2 separate regions of the Mus musculus genome follow, and region 2 is linked to region 1. Evidence: chromatin loops called from intact Hi-C (ENCODE). Cell type or tissue: heart. All regions are shown on one strand.

The links. Peaks named below come from ENCODE experiments on the same cell type or tissue, not always from the same donor. Only the 100,000 strongest peaks of a DNase experiment are listed, where the experiment ranks them.
Region 2: it touches region 1 in a loop (2.3-fold over the local background); 1 of 42 quality-filtered maps calls a loop at or near these places.

What each region holds. Positions count from the first base shown.
Region 1 is chr11:87,591,094-87,593,593 of GRCm38, forward strand. Mtmr4 (myotubularin related protein 4) reads left to right here and starts at 1,073. Exons shown (of 19, transcript NM_133215.2): 1 at 1,073-1,157; 2 at 2,296-2,340. The coding sequence starts at 2,338. In heart, CTCF peaks have their summits at 710 and 1,487; DNase peaks (open chromatin) are centred at 238, 898 and 1,728; H3K4me3 peaks cover 2,500 bases; H3K27ac peaks cover 2,232 bases.
Region 2 is chr11:87,441,518-87,444,017 of GRCm38, forward strand. All of the region lies in intron 2 of Tex14 (testis expressed gene 14), which reads left to right. It overlaps Rnu3b1 (U3B small nuclear RNA 1), which reads left to right and starts at 1,720; the gene lies at 1,720-1,934. LOC115487798 (a long non-coding RNA gene) reads left to right here. Exons shown (of 2, transcript XR_003949756.1): 1 at 1-404; 2 at 1,047-1,937. In heart, a CTCF peak has its summit at 1,336; DNase peaks (open chromatin) are centred at 1,394 and 1,934; H3K4me3 peaks cover 624 bases; H3K27ac peaks cover 392 bases.

The DNA of each region.
Region 1 (2,500 bases):
AGAAACCAAGACGTGAGGACACTAGCCTAGGATCTCAGGGCCTAGACCCACTCCAGGACTCGGACTATCCGCCGAGAATAGGACTCTTTGCCACTTCAGTTTGGTTAGTAGTGGCGCGGATCACGGAGACCTCCAGCGTTACTGGTGACCTGCGTCCCGGTGCTGGCTCCAGGCGCTTCAGTCTTGTCCCTCTACCCCTTTTACAGACTAAGAAGCCGCAGCTAGCTAATGGCAGTCAGACCCAGTTTTTCTCTCTTGGCTGAGAGACTCTGGACTGGCGGCAATGCAGGTCTCGAAGGACGGCAAGGTTGGTCGGTCGTTAACAACCAGTCCAGATACGCAAAGGGAACCGCCAGCGCTGCCAGTCCGAGAGCTCCTTCCTCCCAGGCCTTCTAGGAGGGTCTTTCACGTTTTCCATTCCTGTGGCTTCAGCAGTTCCCGAACCCAGCTCTTCTCTTTCGCAGACAAAAAAAAAAAAAAAAAATCCAGGATTTTCTTTTCCATCGACCGGGCGACGAAACACGAGAGTGATGGAACCGAGAGTTTGGGAAGGGACCTTCCCCTTTCCTAGCCGGCATGCTACCCTTCCTTTCTCGCATTACTGGAGCAAAACAGAAACACCACTGGGTTAAAACGCTGAGCCACCGCGAGGTCATTTGCGAACTACCTCTCGGGCGGGGTCGTCACCGGAAGTGACTGCTACCATTCCCTGCAATGTCCCGCCCCCCAGTTGCGCTACCAGTAGGCGACGGGCGGCCGTACTTCCTGTCCCCGGAGCCCTAGGCTGCGACCCCTCTTACTCCTCTCCCATTGGCTGCCAGAGGGACGCGCTGTGATTTCCTATTGGTCGTGTCTGCTCTCTGGCGCCAAGCCTCCTCCCTCCGGGTACTGTCTGGTCTCCGGGTGCCGGATAGGTTACAAGCTGAGAGGGCGTCTGCCCACTGGACCAGTGAGCAGCGTGGAGAGTGAGGGCGGCGGCTGCGTGGTGAGGCAGGGCGGGACTTCGCGTGGCTATTGGCCAGGGCGGGTAGAGGCTAGAGATACGATTGGTTGGGGACAAGGGACCGTGGTGGGGTTCGAGCTGCGCGGCCTCAGCAGCTGCGGGAGACGGAAGTGGTGAGAGCGCGGCTTTGGAGGGTCGGGCGGACGCCGCCTGGGTGAGTCACTGTACCCCGTGCACTGCCAGCCTGGGAACCACAACGACCAAGTCCTGCCCGGCCCTCGCCGGCTCTCTTGAGTCCCGCCCTCTGTCATTTGGGGCTCCGCCTCCGAGGCCTTGGCCCCGCCCCTAAAACCTGGGCACCTGGATCTCCTGGCTGCTTAGCCCATCCTCCCCCACCCCCCACCCTAAGACCAGAGTCCCTAACTGTGAGAACCCTGGGCCTCCTAGGCCTGGTCCTTGTCGCTCCCTTCCTCTCTCTGTTTCTCAGGCCGCGAGCCAGGGAGCCGTGAGGCAGCACCTCCGGCTGGCCGCTTGCGGGCTCCCCCGTGAGGGAGGGAAGGTTGGTAGGATCACAATGGAGGCTTTAATCGCCGTAGCCTCCTATGGGGCTCTGCTGCACACCCCTCGAGCATACCAAACATGAAGGAGTGTCGGTGAAATTCAGACCTGGCTCCCTAAGTGGGCCCAGGAGGCCTTAACTTGAAATCCTTGTTAATTCGACCCATTTGACAGATGTTGTCTCCCAGGCCGGACTGGCCTAATTCTGCTCCTGTTGTGTGGCCTCCTCCCTCAAACCTTCACCTACTTGGTCTCAAGTATGCTCAGCAGGACCGGGCCAACCCTGCTGCTCTTTTATCACAGGTTGTGGTCCTCTCCCTCTTGTCCTCTGCTCTGGACTCTGCCCCCAGTAACAGGTCAGGTGGGTGCTACTCCTAGACTCAGAGACTGGCCGAACTGCCCTGTGGATTCATGCCCCTACCAGGGCCAAAAGTGAGTCCCAGTTGGGCAGTCTTTGTCTCTTCAGAGTTGGAATTTCTTCTCTTTTGTAGAGAGCAGGGTTTGGAGTGCTCTACTGCTGGGTGTGGGGATCAGAACGTTTGAGTTCTGCTGAGTAAGCTAGGATGATACTTAGCCTTGCTCAGGAACTTTTGTGGTGGAATTCTCACCGGGCAGGGTCACTTGTTGCTTCTTCCATTGCCTGACTGGTGTGGTGACTTTTTGAGACGCCGGATCCTCTGTGGTGGAGGAAAATGAGTTGCAGAGAAGTTCAGGGGTAGACCCGTGTGACAATCGTTGATTCTATGGTGATGTTAATGACCGTGCACTTTCCTCTTGTGTTCTGTCTCCTTTAGTGACGAGCAGGAGCAGGCAGCCAGGACCCTCGCCAAGGTAGAATGGTGAGTAGCTCCTTTTCCCTCATACCACTGTGTGTCTCATCCTCCAGTCTGACTCAGGGAAGCTGCCCCACCTCTCTTGGCCCTAGTGCCCCTGGTTACTCTGTTCACTTCCTAAACAGGCTCATTTGCCCTGATGCTTTTTTTTTTTTTTTTTTTTGGA
Region 2 (2,500 bases), 150 kb before region 1:
GTGTCTGTGTGTGTGTGTATGCACATGTATGTGTGTCAGAATCCATGGAAGTCAGAAAAGGATATTCAGAGCCTTTGTCATTGGAGTTAAAGGCATTTGTGACCTGCCTGTTGTAGGTGCTAGGATCCCCTCTGACAGAGCCAGCACTCGACCTGCTGAGCCATCTTGTCAGCCTTTGATTATTTTGTGGGGACGGTTCTCACTTTTTACCCAGGTCACCACCTGGAACTTAGTGTGTAGCCTAGTCTGACCTCAAACTTGTGGCTAACTAACCCTGTTGTCAGCCTCCTGAGTGTGAGGATTATATGCGTGACCTAACATGTCTAGCAGGTTCAATCTTAGAACATGCTAGAGAAGTGTTCAGGCTCATGTGCTATTGGAGCATCTACTCAAAGAAGACCAAGGTATAGCATGTGTGGTGAAGGGGGGAGGGTGTCTCAAAAAGTGGAAAGTAAGTGGGGAATCACCTTTAATCCAGCAGTTGGGAGGCAGAAGTAGAGGGATCTCCAAGTTCAAGGCCTGTCTACTCTACAAAGAGAGGTTTAGGCCTGCCAGAGTGAGACCCAATCTCAAAAGCAAAGAAAACAAAAACAAAAAGGGAGAACGAAGAATGGAAAAGTCTTAAATATCGAAGGGCAGTACCAGAGAGCCCAGAGTTTGTATGGGAGCCATTTCAGGGCAGCATGTGCACATAAACCAGAGGACGGTGTTGCATTCGCTTTTCATTCCTATGACTTTAGAGTGGTTCTTGGCATGGACTTGCCCATGGCAACAACACATTCAGTCAGGACTTCACTCAGAACTTTCCTTTCCTCAAGTCACACACCGATCTTAGTACCAGACAGAAAAGGGACCCACCTTTTCCCATCTGTTGTGAAACACATGTCAGGCAATGCAAAAGCTCTAAGAAAAGGAACTAACGCTTCTACTGATAAAATGATAAAATGGGATGGCAGATTAAAATAGTGATCACCAAGTATGTAGCCAGTAATTGTGCTACTAATTACCGTGTGGCCAGTTCGCTTTGTCTATCTTTTCTCTTTCAGAGTAGAGGAAATCTGGAATGTCTAAACGCTGATTCCTGTTTGATGTAAAAAACTGGATTTCATGTAGATGTGGCTGGCTTTAAAAATCCTAAAACTGGCTTCAAATTCTTGACCCCTTGCCTTCAGCTACCACGTGCTAGGATTACAGCAGTGAGCCACCATGCCTTTCACCAACAGAATTTACTAAATAGAGAGTGCAGTCATGGAATTGCCATTTTCCCCACGTGGTTTTTCGTTTGTTCCTCACCGGAGGCCTCCGGTTTGAGCCCGAAGTCTAAACCGGTGCGCGTCTGCGAGCTCGCGTGCGCCTCCGCGGCCGGAGCACAGTCGCGGGCGGGCATCAGGGCGGTGCGTGGCCGTCAGTGACGCATGACCCTTCGCAGGCAGAAGTGGGACGGGTCAAGAGAGGACTGTGATCCGATTGGCTGTTCGGCGACCGTATGCTAATCGCGGTGACAGTCTGCGTGGTGTAGGGACACGGTAGCGACTCAAAATGCCCCGTGGACGGGGTCTGGAGAGGTGTCGGTCTGTCAGAGAAGGTGTCCCCGCGAGGGCAGACGCGGTGTGAGATAGAGGCGCGGACAGGGATGTCACGGGTCGTCTGTGCGTCAGTCGCCGTGACTAAGATGTGGGGGCGGCCGGTGCAGTGCGGCGCGGTGTGGAGCGTGAGGTTAAGACTATACTTTCAGGGATCATTTCTATAGTTCGTTACTAGAGAAGTTTCTCTGACTGTGTAGAGCACCCGAAACCACGAGGACGAGACGTAGCGTTCCCTCCTGAGCGTGAAGCCGGCTCTAGGTGCTGCTTGACTGCAGCTGCCTCCTGCCATTGATGATCGTTCTTCCCTCCTTTGGGAGGGTGAGAGGGAGGGAACGCAGTCTGAGTGGACTCGGTTTATCTTAAAGGGTTTTAAATATAGAAAGCTTCCTTAGTCTTATGGGTGAGAGTGCTGTTTAAGCCTTACCTAGGTATGTCTTTGAACATTTATTACAGATTGTTATTTGTGACTATGACCACTCAGGTGTTCTGTTCTTGTGAATTTAGACACACTCAGAAAGGCTACACACTCAAAGACCACACCAAAGTGAAGTACTATCTGGGCCGTGAAACTGGTCACATATCAGTTATTTTGCAGTAAAACAAGGAAGTCAATCATACTGCTTCAGTGGGTCAGGGAGTCAAGAATGCACAGTACAAGAGCTGGTGAGATTCCTCAGCAGGTAAGAGCACTGAATGCTCTTCCAAAGATTCTGAGTTCAAATCCCAGCAACCACGTGGTGGATTTGAACAAAGGATGAAAACAACCATCCATAACCAGATCTGATGCCCTCTTCTGGAGTGTCAAAAGACAGCTATGGTGTACTTACATAAATAAATAAGTAAAAACATTAAATAAGTAATTTAAATAAATAGGTAAATAAATATTTTTTTATTATTTTCTTTTTATATACATT